Regions from separate parts of the Mus musculus genome. Here region 1 is linked to region 2. The links are chromatin loops, found by intact Hi-C in ENCODE. Cell type or tissue: heart. All regions are shown on one strand.

Region 1 (8,000 bases), 200 kb after region 2:
CAGATGTATCAGTTGAGACAAGACTGGGCTTCACTCCTTTGCATTTCGATTGGCTGAGGTTTTCTGTAATGCTTTCTGTGTTGCAGATAGAAGTTGCCTTGATGAGTTGAAGAATGTACTTATCTGTGGGTATGAGGATACATATTTAGAATGTAGCTAGAGATTATGCTGGGTTAGTAAAGTGGCAGTTATAGGTTCTCCTCCAAGAGCCAACACTTTACTAGCCCCAGATAGTCCAGGCTTCCAGTACCAGGCATGATTTTGCTCTTGTTGAGTGGGCCTCAGGTATACTTAGAGAATTGTTGGTTACTGCCAACGTATGCATGCCACTGTTACACCTTTGAGGATTTTTGGGTCATAATGATTATAGCTGTGGTTCATAAGTATGATATCTAGGTAGGACTCTTGTTGCTTCCCCCCATTTGTACAGCCCATTGGCAGACTTGAGCTAGACATTTCTTCTTGATTCCTACTCACATTGTAGAAGCTTCTATCAGAACACTGGCTCACTTCAGACCATTATTCTATCCATGCCTCTACACTCAGGCACTTTGCAGAAGATGCCTTTAATGGGGAGGATCCTTTTATTGTATTTCTTCCTGTTGTATGAGACTATCCTCCAAGTCACCATCTTCTAGAATTCAGTGGGAGTTGTTACAAAAGATCACCATAGCTGAGCTTGTCAACATTCCCTCATAGAAGGAGTTGTTGGAGTCATGGAACTGTTACTTGAGTATCTAGCAACGTCTCCCAGCTAGTTGTGTGCACTTCTGCCCTGATTGCACTTGTCCTCCAGGACTCTGGGAAGGTTTAGAGTATATAGGTCAGAAAGACTGGGGGGGGGTATCATCTATACATCTGTGGGGTGGTCATCATCCATGTTGGATTCAGACCTTCCAATGTGGCTGCTTTAGGTCACCTGTGCTCCTGGCTATAACCCCTCACCCATTGCTCTATAAGTAAGCCTAATAATATTACAGGTTTCCCAGAATAAACTTAGCAGAACTGCACCTTAGTTTATCATTGGCATTAAAAAGAGGGGCAGACTTACTGATGTCTTCTCTTTGTAGAGCTTTAGCAATACTTCGCCACATGGATTTAGGTGGGTGCTTCAAACAATTTTCCAGCTATACCAAATAAGGATTTCACTATGGCCTCAACCATCTCTCTGTTTTAAGTCAGACGTGAGTTTTGAGCTCATGTGTGTGTATAACCACCCTCTGCCTTTATGCTGCCCAGATAGCAGGTCAGTGTGGTGTTGAAGTGTAAAGCCCTCAAAGAGTGCCTGAGTGTCAGTCAGTGTTTTACTCTGGCAGAGCATTGCCCCTGCCTGCTGCTCTCTACCCCATAGCTTCCTTGTATATCCCTCTGCACATGCATTGTGGCAAATGTCCAGGCTAATCTCCAAGCCTCTTCCTGTGTTGGCCTACAGTTGTTTTCACAAGAAACAAACAGATGTATGGAGGTTTAAGAGCAACCTCAGAAATCCTGGTATGGAAAGAGAAAGAACAGCTCATGTTTTTCTCCACCAGTGTCTTGCAATCATTAGAATCCTTCTCAGATGACAGCAAGTTGGACTCAAGTATGAATTTAACAACAGGGATTCATTAGCACTTAGTAAGCCCCCGTCTCTTGTAGGTAATGAGTTAGGAATGGTATCTGCTTCCAAGAACTGATAATTGATTAAATATATAGATTTAGATAAGAAGAGATGATATGGCTTATCTACATAGTGAGCTGGGTGCTAGTCTCTGGAAACTCATCATGCAATCTTTATCCTCACATACACACAACCCAGTGGGAAAGATGTTATTATTATTTCTATTATTACCACCGTTACTTTTATATCTGAATAACTAAGACATAGAAGGTTGGCACTTCCTCTCCCAAGTCCTATGGCCAGCAGTTAGGAAATCCAGAACTCAAAGCCATATTTGATGGTGTGAAGCCTATGCCTCTTCCCATGCATGGGTACCGATCTGGTCTTTCCTCATTTCCCCGTTCTGCCTTCTCATCTCTGAAGTGAGTCCAGGATGCGGCTGACCCATTCACTGATTGAGCCAGGCCCTGTTGGAGAGACAGTGGACACTATGTACATTTGCTGTCTACCAGGCCCCTGATTCAACTTGCTTTTAGGTCTTTTGTGTTTTTGAGACTCTGGGGGAAGGGCAGGGCGGTGAGTGAGTGAGACTGGCCATCTCTTGTTAGTGGTCACACCACATACCACAGCCAAGCCAGCTCCCTACATGTCAACTCCAGTTATTGACCCTGAGCATATGCTGGCAGGGTGAGACATTTTCTAGGACATGTTTTCTTGTCATGTAGATCAGAATCAACGTGAGTCAGAATGTGGAAAGTTAGGACTTATCCAAGATTAAGAAACAGATCAAACCTTAGAAGTGAGATGGATCAGGCACAGGAAGGTGTACTGGTTTGTTCATAACTTAGAAGATACGGGGGCAGAAGGGGATCCAAATCACCATTATGTTTGGATCTTACTTGCATAATAACAAGTTGATTTACCTACTAATGATAGAGCCTTCTTCTGCTTCAGGGACAAAAACCTCATGCCTAATCATTTCTCAGAGAGTCTAGGTCCTCACATCCAACTAACAATGCGCTCTAGGGAACACATTCAAACCACAGCACACTCTGGAATTTGTAGTGGTCTTGCCTCTCTGCCTCCCTCTTGAATCTCCCGCGGGACATGGAGCATGTGTGGATGGGACATAGAGGGATGGGAAGTTGTTCAGTTCCTGTAGAAGAAGTAGCTCCAGCCACACTCCTTATTGAGAGCTCACAGAAAACACTTTAAAATTAAATTATTAATGCTTCTTAGACACATATTCTTTCAATTTCAAATAGAGTGAGGTGGCTCTCATTTGAGATAACCCAGGGAAGCGCCCACTTAAATGAAGAATAGACTGTTTGAGTGAGTCACGAGAAACACAAGTAAGATAGATGCTGTGCCTTTAGGGAACTTTAGTTACTGTGTATCTGACGGTGACTGTTTCCTGTAATGATCATCTCTGAGCCAGTTCCTGGGTGTGTGGGAGCTGCACTCACTGATGTGCTTGGGTGCCCTCCTCCTGTGCTGGTTTGTTTTGTCAACTTGATATGATCTAGAGGCTGGGAAGAGGGAACCTCAACTGAGGAGTTGCCTCCATCAGACTGGCCTTTGCGCATGCCCATGGGGGCATTTCTTTAATTAATTAAACACTTTAAATTAAATTTGATTTTAATTTAATTAAGATTAATTGATTTCAACAGTACAGGAGGGTTTAGCCCATCGTGGGCAGTGCCATCCCTGGGAGCCAGAGAGAGCCATAGAGAGCAAGTCAGTAAGCAGGTCCCTGCTTCATTCTGGCTTCTAGGCTTTTCTTGATGGCTTATTATAAACTGTAAACGGAAATAAACCCTTTCCTTCCCGAGCTAATTCTGGCCATGGTGCCTGTCACAGTAACAGAGAGCAAAGTGGGGCACGCCCCCTCCCCCAATGCTGTTGTCAGTTTAAATTGCTGCATCAGGGAAAGGTTTTCCAAGTAAAGTCAAACTTCAGCCTAGTGTGAACTACTTCGAATTGGTGTATTCCATGGCGATGTCATGTCCCCCCCGCCCCATTTCCTGTCCCTGTCAAACATTAACTATGTGAGGGTAAGTGGGAGTGGAGGAGGCAATCTTTTGGGGACTAATGGACTTTGTGGGGGTCAGTGAGTGAAAAATGGAATTAGAGACCTCATTTCTTCTTTGATGGTCACACTGCTAGGTACGCATTCTGAAAGCCTGCTTTGCTTGGTGTCTCCATCTGAGAATGCCAATTCAGCTAGACCAGGTTTTCAGGCCTATATTTTCTTTGCTGCTGAAGGAGACAAGAAGAGAAAAAAGTTGGAGGAAGAAAAATACAACAAACAAACAAACAAACAAACAAACAAACCCAAACCAACCAACCAAAAATCCAGAAGAAAAGTGGCTGCAAAAACCCTCTAAGTTTGTTTGCCTTTTGTTCTAGTTATTAAACGTGTTTGTTTTTAAATGCAAGCCACAATGGCTTCAGATTCCTCATGGACCTTTTTTCTGAAGCAGACCTAGACTTAAAGGATGCTCTTCTCAGTGGTGACCCTGAGGTGACCACTACACCATGGAGTTTCTGAAGACCCCCGTGACGTTTCCTGACAGAGCTGATATACTGTGTCCTCGTTCTCAACTCCCTCAGAATCCACCACTGGGATATGGATGCCTTTTGTCCTTTGGGCTTCACCCCTCTGGCTTCGATTTCAAGGGAGGAAAGCGGGGCGTGGCAGGTTCTATGTGGGAGCTTCTTTTGAGTCCCCAAGGGCAGTGAGCATGCTGCTTGCTGAATGTTTCCTGCTTTGCAGAGCATGCTAGTGTGTAGAAAGAGTTTCACAAGGGTTCTGGCCCATTTCTCTGACAGTCCTTCCCATTTTCATTGCCTGCTTTTACTGATAGCAGACGCCCGTGTGAGGAACTGGGTGTGGTGGCACATAATTGTAATCTGACTACTAGGAAGCACTCAGAATGCAAAAGACCGGAGGACTAGGAGTTTAAGGCCAGCCTCAGCTATAACTTGAGCCTCATCTGGGCTACATGAGACCCTATATCAAACAAGCAAGCCAACAAATGACAGAGCTTATGTGATGTGGGTTGGGAAAAGTCAGAAGTAAACTAAGTTTGGGGAGGGTGATGTCTGAGAAAATCTTGGCATTTGAAACTTCTGGGCTTCTCTTCCCATGGGACCTGCTTCCCCATCACGAGGCTCCTCATTCACCTAGAGCCTGGCAGTGTGATTTGTGCTGGGCTGCCCACATGCTATTAGCAACAACTTCTCACATAGAGCCTGGATTGGACCATACTTTACCTGGTCCTCTACTTATGGCCCGCCCATGATACCTCTGCTCACAGGTGTTCTGAAAAGCTGAAATTTTCTCTCATTTTCTACACATAGTGGCTGCTCTGCATCCTTGAAGGTGCACCTTATGGCTGGTCCTGGGAGAGGAAGCATCCTATTACCTCCAAAGTCTCTGTGGTAGAGTGACCAAAGCTTTAACCTTAGACACATCTATGTTCACATGCACATACACACACATAAACATATACACGCATACAGATAGATGTACACACATGTATACATATACATACACATACATGTACACATATATCCATACATGTATAGTAGTGATGGTTAACCTTGGTAGTCAATGTGACTGGATCTAAAATCAACCAAGAGACACACTTCTGTGAAAGCTTTGGTTGATCAGGCTATTTGAAGTGAATGATGCATCCTATGTATGAGAGGCACTTCTCATTGCTAGCTTAGATAAAAAGAGATCCCCGGGGGAAAGTTCTGGGTTTTGCCTCCTTCCTATAATATCTTGCTGGTGAGTTTATCTACTCTGTCACTGTAGTTGCTGCCACCGTTGTCACTGCTGTAGCAGCAGCTACATTTCTTCATCAATCTCAGAACCCAACTCCATTGTCTTCCAAGGAAGACTGAAGGCAAGGGGTTCTCCAGGAATCTGCCAGGCCTTCAGCCCAGGTTGGGATAGCAAAGTCATTCAGTCTTGTGGCCTGAGCAGCTTCTGAGTTCTTAGCTTCCTCCCCAGTGTGCAGATAGCTGCTGTTAGGACAACCTAGACCACCCATGTAAGACAATCTACAGTCTTATTTTGTCCCTATAGAGAACCCTAATGCATGTGTGTGTGTGTGTGTGTGTGTGTGTGTGTGTATATATATATATACAGTGTGTATGTGTATATGTGTATATGAGCATGTGTATATGTGCATATGAGCATGTGTATGTGTGTACTCATGTGTGTACACACACGTGCACCTGTTTTCTGCTTCCTCTTGATTTTTGGCTGCAAACTTAGAGTGGGAAGTACTCTTTCTTAACTTCACATTTTGCCCCCTCCCATATAAATGCTTTTTGTTATTGTTGCTGTGGTCCTTTTTGTTTTGAGGCAGCATCTCAATTTAGGGTTCCACTGTGTAGCTCTAGCTGGCCTTGAATGTAGCAATATGCCTGCCTTTGCCTCCTGAATACTTGGATAAAAGCTCAAAGTGGCAAGTGCCATTGACTAAAACTGTTTTTTTCCCCCCCTAAGGAGCATGTTGAAGGATGTGACAATACCATGGATTTGGATGTATTCCAGAGGCCCTGTAGCCTGCCCTCATGCCCAGTCTAGCCAGATCTCTAATTAGTCTCTGGGCTGGCAGGATCTACCCAGGTGACATAGGTATCGCTTATGCCTTTTGGATGCACCTGCCCTGTCTGCCATGTGAAACAAAAACAAAAACAAAAGCAAACTTCCATATAGTATTTATTCCTGGATCCCCTGAGGCCAGTAACCTCATCGAGGTCACCTGGTTTGAAGTGGGCATCACCTGGTTTGATGTGGGCATCTGTTTAGGATGTAGATGCCTTTGGAGGGAAGGGCCAAATGCCACATCCACTGACCTCTCAGGGACTGGGGAACATGATCCATCTTGGTGGACATGCACAGTGTCACCGTGAAGTAAGAGTAGGCTTGTTACTCTAGATTGCTGCCTGTTGCAGTTTTCTGATGCTATTTCTCTTTATCATGTTAGAAAGTTCTCAGTACCTGGCTCTCTGGGTGCCTGGGGTGGAGGGGCTCTTCAGTCTGTGTCTCTCCTGCTTCTTTTGCCATTCACTGCCCAGTGAACTTTCCCTGGCTGCTCCCATTGCCAGCACTGACAGAGTCCTACTGGGTATTGGTTGCCTTTATCCCTGCGCTAACCCAGACTGTTCTGTGGTAATTATGGTCCTTAATCACCAGTAGAAATTGAAATGAAAGGCAAACTCTAGAGCCCTGCTCGTGAGCCTGAGGAGGAAGTGAGTCTGGCAGGAAAATAAAGGGAAACCAGCAAGCCAAGCCTGGCCACTCCTCACAAGCCAACGTGTGGCATGTTCTAGGAAGTCCTGGGGAAATAAAACCTGAAGGGAAGAGTGAGCTGGTGTGTAGATGTCCCCACTGCTGCCGGCATTGTTTATACGTCATGGTTGGCATTTGGCCCCTCCTTCCAGGTTAATTCATTGTTAACAGATACTGATATCAGACTGAATAAGGGGGAGGAAATTCTGGGAGGAGTGTGAAACCATTGTTGGCTTAAGCCGACTGTGACCCACATAGAAAGAACAGCAAGGAGTGCTGTCTCAGCAGAGAAAGGAGGCGGATTTATTGTGTTTACTTTGCAAAGAGGAACAAACAGGTCTAAAGACCCCACCCCCACCATCTTTGGGGTCCTTATAGTAAGGTTGTTTAAATGGATCAAGAGGTGTACGTCATTAACCAGGCCCGATCAAGGTGATGGAATGGGATGAAATCTCTTTCTAGGAGACAGGCTGCCCCACTAGCTGGCACCAGACACTGATGATCTTTTCCTGCCCCAGCAGGAGACTCCTAAGGAAGTTCAGTTCCTCCGGGACTATGATTTCAGCAGCCCGATGGCTAAAGGGAAGGACACAAGTGTTTCTCCTTAGAGTAGATTCCCTCCTGCTAGGTGGTTACACCTGCAGAACAAGGAAACTGCATCTCAAAGTGACCCCTCTATCCTAAGGGGGCACCAGATGCTGCTCCAGATGTGCTGCCTGTAGGCTGCCTGCCTCCTCTCTTCAGGCTTGCTGCCAAAGGCACCTGGCTGGGCTACCTTGTCCAGCTCCCAAGACTTCCATCACGACTCCCCTCCTATCTTGGGAAGTCGAAGTCCTGCTCACCTTGAAGACTCCTTGAAGACTTCGGTTTCCCTGGAAGCATCTACTAGCATGGAATGCGTAAACAGGTAACTCACCGCATGCTTCTTCCCCCTTGTCTTGCAGTTCTAAGAGGGTGAGAACTCTGTGTATCTGCTTGGATCCAAATAAGGAAAATAGGGTCTTAGATACTTTTTTTTCTCTCCAACTTTCCCTTCAAAAAACATTTCCAAGGGAACCTCTTTGCAACCTGTCTCTCTGCTCCTGTGGT
Region 2 (8,000 bases):
CACCGGGGTTTTGCTCCGGGAGATGCCCAAGCTGTGGTCCGACAGGCTGTTTTTCCTAACGGACCTCACCGGACTGAAGGCTTTCATGCTGCTCGTAGGAGGAAGACCGGGAGGGAGCCGCCACAGGGGGCTGAGCTGACTGCGCGGCACCAGGCTCGGTTCAGAATGAAGCGCGAGCCGGGCGGGGCGTCTTTTATGTGCACTCGCCCTGGCCGCTCAATCGGGCATCCCTGAATTGCCATTGGTGGAAGGGCTCCCGTCCATCATACCAGGCGAATTCTCCCATTGGTGAGTATGAGCTCTCGGTTCTTCCGCGTTCGCAGCCAATGCCTGTAGGGTGGGAGGAGCGGGCGAGAGCCCAGCTGGGGTGGCAAATTGAGTACAGTGTGCGCTGGGCGCCCAGGGGGCCTGAGTGTGCAATTGTGCCCGCCTTATTCCAATTCCCAGAGCTGGCAGGACCCCTGCCCCGGGGGTGTGCCCGGAGCTAGCTATACCCGCCCCCAGGACTTCCAGCAGCCCCACTCTCTCCGCACAGCAGACGGGAAGTCACAGGTCGCTAGCGTTAGGGAAGACAGCGACCGTGGCAGAAGGGAAAAGAAGCGCGCTTTTGGGAAGTCACATTTGTAGTGTTCCTTCTTTTAAGATAAAGGAAAGCTATTTGGGGAGGGGGGGGGAACCTACCCACATACACGTCCACGACAGGTTTAGCGTGAAGCTTTGCAACTTGGAGCAACGCGGGAGGCCTTCTCGGAAACTCAGTGACACGAATTGTAGGAACACTGTGCGGTCTCCCTCAGACCGCAGAGGAGCCCCGAGGGACCCGGTGCATTCGGAACTCCCCCCACCCCCAAGAATGAGGCAGGGTTACTATAATGACTCCATTAATCGAAGGTCATTAGTGGGGTTTGCACACTGGAACTACATTTACATACACTGCCCTTGGTCTGTGCCCTTCAGTGTAGGTGGCAAAGTGATGCGATTAATTATGCACAAATCGTGATTTCTGGTGTCACATTCCAACACTTAGAGCTCTTGGGAAGCTCTTTGTCAGGTAGGTGGTCCTAGCTATTGACTGACAGCTTATCGCTGTTTTTAAAAGAAAATTCTGTTACGTACGAGGTTTGGAATCTTTCAGCACCCTTCCTAGATGCAGCCACATTTTGAAAAAGTTTAGAGCTCTTGACTCCAATGCTTTAATTCTGAATTCTTGTTTTGCTGAAGACTACCATATATTAGTCGTGTATTAAAGGAAAAAAAATATTTATGTTAAGCCCAAGAAAGGGTTTTTGGTCTGAATCCCCCACATCCTCTGAATGCAATAAAGAGGAAGAATGCAGAATCCAGGCAAAGCTCTGTGTGGAGAAACAGTATTTTCCCTTCAATTAATGATTAATTCCTCAGCTGGTGGGCCAGGCGGTCTCTGACCTCCACGTGACAGCCATGTGCCCCAGGGCTTCTCTCTAAGGAGGCAGAGTCCGGTGATGTAGAGGCGGTAAAATCCGTCCATCTCAGTTTGGAGACTGCAGAAGGACTCTGCCCTGCAGGAAAATCTGCGCAAGGCAAGGCTTGCAATGCCTCCTGCGACTCAGCGACAGTGTTCGATTGACGACTCGCCTCTGTTATTAAGCCTGGAAGTGATTTACTATCTGAGTCCCCCCCCCCCCCAACAGTTCGAGCCTCTTGATGTACTTTGTGTGCATGTGTTTCTGTCACATACGTGCCACAGCGGAACAGATTTTGTTTTGACACTTTTGGTTCATGATGTTATACTCTGAGTATTTTACAATAATAGCCAATGTAAACAAACATCTCTGGGATTCTCAAATTATTACTTATGATTCTTGGACATTGCATCTCTGCGGTACTGACGCATTCTTAGCTTTTTCCAAGGACACCGTATGTTAGCACCCGTGCCAGCCTCATTATCCCAACAGAAAGGCCCTGGGCTGGATGATAATGAGCGCTGTGCAGCATCGCTCCACACACTGGCAGCGACCACGCATGAGCGCCTTCTCCCAAGACCATTCCTGTACCCTGATATAGTAAAATTGCTAAATATGGTGAAAGTTTTCTGGCGTTTCTTTCTCTGGCTGCCATGCCAGAGTCCAGTCTGCCGAGCTGCGCTGAATCCGATTCTGTTGGCACACTACCCAGTTTTTGCATTCATTTAAAGATCATTTTTAAGGGGATTGTGAAACTGTTTAAGTTAATGACTGAAGAGGACCGAGTTACCAGTAAGTCTGTCACAGCAAGCCCGGGCTGACATTTCTTAAAATTATGGTCTGGGTCTGGGGATTTGGTGGGAGCCCCTTTTGGGGCAGCTTATAATGGCATATAAAAATCTGTCCATTGGTGTGGATGTGGATTTTCATCAGAGAACCCTGGAGTTCAAATGGCCCCAGCTGCAGGACGTGCCCAGCTGCAGTAAGGGCGGGATCCGTGGGTGGTGGGAAGGTGTGAAGGGCTTCCGGCGGGTGTGTGTGTGTGTGTGTGTGTGTGTGTGTGTGTGTGTGTGTGTGTGTAGATATTGGCCACCCCAGCTACCTACTGGGACGCCCCCCATTTAAAGCAACAGACCCGCTTGGAGTTGCCCGAGCCCTGCTACCAGGCCCCCAGATCCCCCACCGTGTCCAGGCCACGCGCGGTAATCAGAAGCAGGTTCCTGCTCAGCCACCTTGGCTACTATCCCCGCGTGATGCCACGAGGGCGGGAGGAGCCGGCTCGGCGCGGGCGAGTCTCAAGGTCTTCTCTGCACATCTGGCGCAATTGGGAGCTCTCGCCTTTCTTCCCCTCGGTTTTGTTCTCACAGCTGTGTCCATTCCGCCCGTGACCCCCCGAGTGATCCCTGACAGGTGATGAATTGGCAGCAGCGGCGGCGGCAGCGGCGCGCAGGCCAGGCCGCGGCGGGGCCGGAGCCGGAGCCCCGGAGCAGACTCTCTGGCGCCAGGCGCGTGACGCCGCCCATTCACGCCGCCCTGCAGCCTTGTCCTCGCGGCGCCGCTCAGGCGGCTGCCATAGCAACCGCGCCGTCACTCAGCGCGCGCGCCCAGCTGATCAATGCCTGCAAGGCCCGGCGGTCCCAGGCTCGCCCTGACCGGGCCGTCAGCCTGCGCGCACCTGCAGCCTCTGCACGTCTTAAGTTTCGAGTGATTTGGGGGAAGAAGGAAGACCAAGAAGAAAAGAACAGGGAAAAAAAAGGGGGGGGGGTAAGAGAGGAAAAAAAAAAGGTCTGGAGAGGGAGAAGAAAAGAACTCTTCCTTGGCAGAAGGGGGGCACGGGGGGTGTAATGTGGCTTAGACCTTGCCAAAGCAAAAGGTTTTGCTTTATTTCATTTGTTTTTGCAACAGAGGCGTGGAGCTGGCGGGAGGGTAGAAGTGAATGCAAAGGAGGTCACTGTCTCATCGCAGGACAAGATTTAATTATTCCTCTGGATCTTCTTGTTTTTCGCCTGGATGGCTTTGACTCCAAAAGGAAAAAAAAATCTTTGAAGGACCCTTATCCTCGACCCGCCCACCCCCACCCCGCGCCGCGTTCTACTGACATCCTCTTAGGAACCCTTAGTGGTTATGCAAAGAGCAGCAGACTTTTCCAGAGCGGCCCCACCCCCACCCTGAGAGATGGTGGGATGCATTGCTGCCCCGGTCTTCTGGCCTCTCTGAGACTCAGCGTGCAGCTCCCGCAACTGCGTGCTCATTTCCGCTACAACAGCGGCGGGGGGGGGGCGGGGGGGCAGGCCTAGCCCCCTCATAGTGCTGAGTTTTCTTCTGACATCACCTAGAGTCCAGAAACTTGTAAGTCAGCCTGGAAACGCAGATACCTTCTCTGTCCCGGTTTATCTTAAGGGGAAAGCTCCCTTTTAGGAACCAGATGCCAACATTTCCGGATAGTTTATGGCACCGGGATCCTTCAAGGGTGCTCATCCACCGCTGAGAGTGTTGGCGGCAGTTTTTCATCGCCTGTCCTGCAGAATCACCCTCTGCCGGCCCTAAAACCCAAGGGTGAGGGTGGGAGTGCTGGGGACTTGGGGGAGGGGTTGCGGCGCACAACCCGCCAGCGCGGTTATCTGGCTTATCCGAGTTTGTTGTGGTTTTCGAGGAAACAGCATCTGGGTTGTATAAGGATTCGAGTTTTTGCTTTTCGTGTTTATTTAATACCTTGGCAAGAGGGAGCCCTTATCCTGAAACCAGATAAACCGAATTTGGGTTTAAAAAGGCCTTAGATGAGGAAGGCTTGGACTGAAGGAAAAGGAGCAAAGCCACGAAAAGCAAACAAGACGATGTTTGTTTTTCTCTTTGGGGTAAATTTTTTGAAGACTCGTACACTTCGTGTCACACTCAGCTAATAAATGGCATTAGCGAAGCGCCGCAGCTACTACAATGGCTTAGCCTTAAGTTGGCCCGCCCTTGCCTCGCTCGCCACAATTCCGACCTTAGCTCCTTCTAGGATTCCCTCACAGTTCTGTTTACCTGCAGATCTCGAGCCCCAGCTTTAAAAAAAAAAAAAAAAATCGTGCCAAATCCAATTGCTTGCCACTGTCTGATCCCCTTTTAGAAAGATCATTTTTCAGCCTGGTTCAAAGAAAGCCAAGTTTGGGAAGTTCGGCGGAAGGGTCCGATTTAACTATGGAGCGCCGCAAATATTTTGTTACCAACACTGTAAAGTGCTCCGCTCCGATTTGCGGCCGCCTTTGGCATTCACAAAGGATTTTCCTGCGACTTTTATTCCGGTCACCAAATTTAAAAAAGAAAACTAACTGGACGGAGCGATATGTCTTGGTAAACAATCTCGGACTGCCTGCGAACTGGCGGGAGCGGGGGCTGGCGTCACCCAGTCGGCGCCACCGGGAGGCGCGCGCCGCGGGTCGGGCCACCACCAGAGCCGGGGTCACCGTGGGGACCCCAGGCCGCAGTCCGCTGGGCGCCCCCCCCCCCAGCCCGCCAAGCCGAGAGAGTGCAGCGCACAGGCCACCCGCGTCTGCCCACTGGCGTCCGTGGGAACCCGCAAGCAGCCTGCAACAAGGGCGGGCTTGTCCGGAATCAAACTGCTTCTTAATATTATAATGCCGCACCAAAAGCAAAACCTGGCCCGGCTTGGAAGTCCCTAACAAGAAACACATTGTGTGAGCTGCCCCCGCCTTGGTTGGCTCCAGCCTCGTTTGCGCGCTGGCCGCTCTGCAGACAGCCAAATCCAGGACTGTAGTTTACCCGAACCCGGAGCCTGCACCACGTGTGCCCGGGGCATCCGTGCCGCGCCCCTGGCGGGTTGGGGCAGCTAGAGATGCTTGGGTGCGCCTGCAACTCCAGGGCTCTTGCCTTTTGCAAACTCTGCAAGCCACGGGGCTCATCATCTCTCTGGACATTGGTGGCTCCAATTCAGGCGGGGAAACTTGTTTTTTAAAAAGAGTTTGACGCTCTTCTACTTCCCTAAATTTTTAGGCGTCCCCCCCCCCCGCAACCCCCAGACTTCCTCCTCTCCAATGGTAATTTACAGACTTTTCTGCAGTTAAATGGAAAACCCTCTTCCCACCCCCACCACGTGCTGATCATTGTTGCCCCCAACCCTGGCCCCAGGCACGTGTCTCCATTGCCTTGTTCTGTGGGAAAGGGCAGGACCTGGGCCACATCCTCAGAGAGGTGACTACAGTTGACTGAGAAAGCCAGGACCTTTCTGGGATTGTGAGCTAGACCCAGGAATTTGGGTCATTCTGGTCAGACTGATGGAGTCCCTAAGTCATCCTATCCTGGCACCGGTGGAACTGGGCGTGGCTTGTTGAGATTCGAACAGTGCCCTCAGCAAGAGCCTGGAGGGAAGGCCTGTGAATTGGACCATGCATTCACTTTTTATTTTATAATTGAATTTTCTTTTGAGAACCTTTTAAATGAGCACTTCATCTAAATTATTCCCATCCCTGCCTCCGTGTTCAAACTCAGTGTTCCTCTCCGCAGCACGCGGTCTCTTCTTTAGTTATTATTGCTACATGAGTCTAACACACACAAACACACAGAGTACTAAGTCTATGCAGCTCTGCTAATATGCGCAAGCATTTAGGGCCCACACGGGATTAGATACCCTATCTGGGAACTCTTCCCCAGAGGTCTTAATTTATTCTTTCTCCGCAGCCATTGACTACCCTTTAGGTCTAGGGGTGGGACCACGTGGAATTTCCTCCTCTCACGTGGCATGTGGTGGTGCCACCATGCGGGTCTCATTCAGGATACCATATTGTTGAGACTTCACATATGCATTTTCCATGTCTAGGGGTCAGTGTTTAGCAACAGGCACCCAGGACCTCTGGGTGTAGATATAGGGGGAGAGAGAGTTTAGGCACTGCACAGTCATTTATCCTCCAGTTGTGGATCTCAACAACAGTCTCCATCTGTTGCAAAAAGAAGCTTTTTAAAAAATGAGGTAAGAGCTACACTTACCTGTGAGCATAATGATCCTATCTAGAAAGTATAGGGCCAGAGAGATGGCTCAATGGCTTAGAGTACTGACTGCTCTTCCAGAGGACCAGGGTTCAATTCCCAGCACCCACATGGCAGATCTCAACTGTCTGTAACTCCAGGATCCAATACCCTCACACAGACATACATGCAGACAAAACACCAATGCACATAAAATAAAAATAAATTAGTTTTAAAAGTCTCTTGATTTAGGAAAATGGCTGTACTAGACTCTCTTCTAGGGTCTACCACCTCTAGCTGTGGGTACTTCATTAAGTTTTCCAGTACTAGACATGACTTCCCTCCTATTAAATGGATATTAAATCTAATTAGATAGCTGTTGGTAAAAGTGATAAAAGTGTTGATAAAAATGATTAGAGGGCCATTATTTCACTGTTGGGGTATATTGCTGCTCCAGTCATAGGTGTGGTTCCTAGCCTTTAAGGCGGGGTAGGACCGCCCACTGCTCCTTCCCTTGGCAGCTTGCATAGCACCTTCCAATAGCATAAAAGCCAGTCCTTCTGGAGGAGGTGTCCGGGTTCCTTTCTGTGTCCAAACTGTGTGTTGTCTTCAGCAATAGCCTTACCTGGGAGGAAGCAGAGGGCAATGGCAAAAGCCCATATTGCTTAGGAGACTTAACCTCTGGCCAACAACTCATGCAAGGGGGGATGGGTATTCCCACAGTCCCAAAAGGGGGAATGGGTATTCCCACAGTCCCAAAAGCTATTTGGGGGGTTGTGGCGTCAGATCATGTAAGGCCATGAAGACTATGGAGACCTCAGAGGAAGGGAGGATGGAGAAAGGGGGAAAGAAAAGGAAGAGGGGAAAAGGGAGGGATGTATAGAGGTCCTCATGCCTGCCACTGGGGTTTTATTAGATAGTGCTTGGCTCTTGGGGTGTGAGCAGTGTTATTTATCCCATGCGGTATAACTCCATTCAAAGCACACACACACACACACACACACACACACACACACACACACACACACACACACACACACACACACGTCTGTCTATCTATCTATCTATCTATCTATCTATCTATCTATCTATCTATCTATCTATCTATCTATCTATCTATCTATCTATCTATCTATAATTCTATGGCCTCCTATAGGGAGACTGGGTGGCTGATGGCTCAGAGTCATGAGCCTTTTGGGTTTCCAGAGGGTGGGTATGGGAGCCCCTAGGTAGAAGCTGCTGGCAGCTGCTGTAAGATCTCGTCTGTGGGGGTACCCCTGAGAACACATTGAGGAGTCGCCTCTTTGCAGGAGGGTAAATGCCTCTCTGACAAGCACAGCTGGCTCTTTTAGCACGTACAGCCAGGGAAGTGGGATCCAGCTGAGGCTGCAGCCCACTCCTCCCTCTACGCATCCCTCCTTTTTCCTCTCTCTCCCTTCCTCCCTCTTCCTTTTCTTTCCTCCTTCCTTCTTCCCTTGAAGTCTCAATATGTTTCATGTCCCTACATGATACCCTGCCACAGCCTCCTGAATAGCTTGGACTGTAGGAATACCCATCCCCCCCTTGCATAGTCCTTCATTTCTTCACTCTGGTTGC

Evidence for each region. Peaks named below come from ENCODE experiments on the same cell type or tissue, not always from the same donor. Only the 100,000 strongest peaks of a DNase experiment are listed, where the experiment ranks them.
Region 1: a loop joins it to region 2, with 2.6 times the contacts of the local background. A loop is called at or near these places in 5 of 42 quality-filtered maps.

What each region holds. Positions count from the first base shown.
Region 1 is chr12:25,296,760-25,304,759 of GRCm38, forward strand. Gm46343 (a long non-coding RNA gene) reads left to right here and starts at 7,017. Exons shown (of 3, transcript XR_001780576.2): 1 at 7,017-7,063; 2 at 7,433-7,818. In heart, no CTCF peak of the experiment used is centred here; a DNase peak (open chromatin) is centred at 4,382; H3K27ac peaks cover 3,649 bases.
Region 2 is chr12:25,095,924-25,103,923 of GRCm38, forward strand. It overlaps Id2 (inhibitor of DNA binding 2), which reads right to left and starts at 169. Exons shown (of 3, transcript NM_010496.3): 1 at 1-169. The coding sequence starts at 87. In heart, CTCF peaks have their summits at 134, 4,830 and 5,034; DNase peaks (open chromatin) are centred at 258, 2,908, 3,948, 5,158 and 6 weaker places; H3K4me3 peaks cover 5,717 bases; H3K27ac peaks cover 6,749 bases.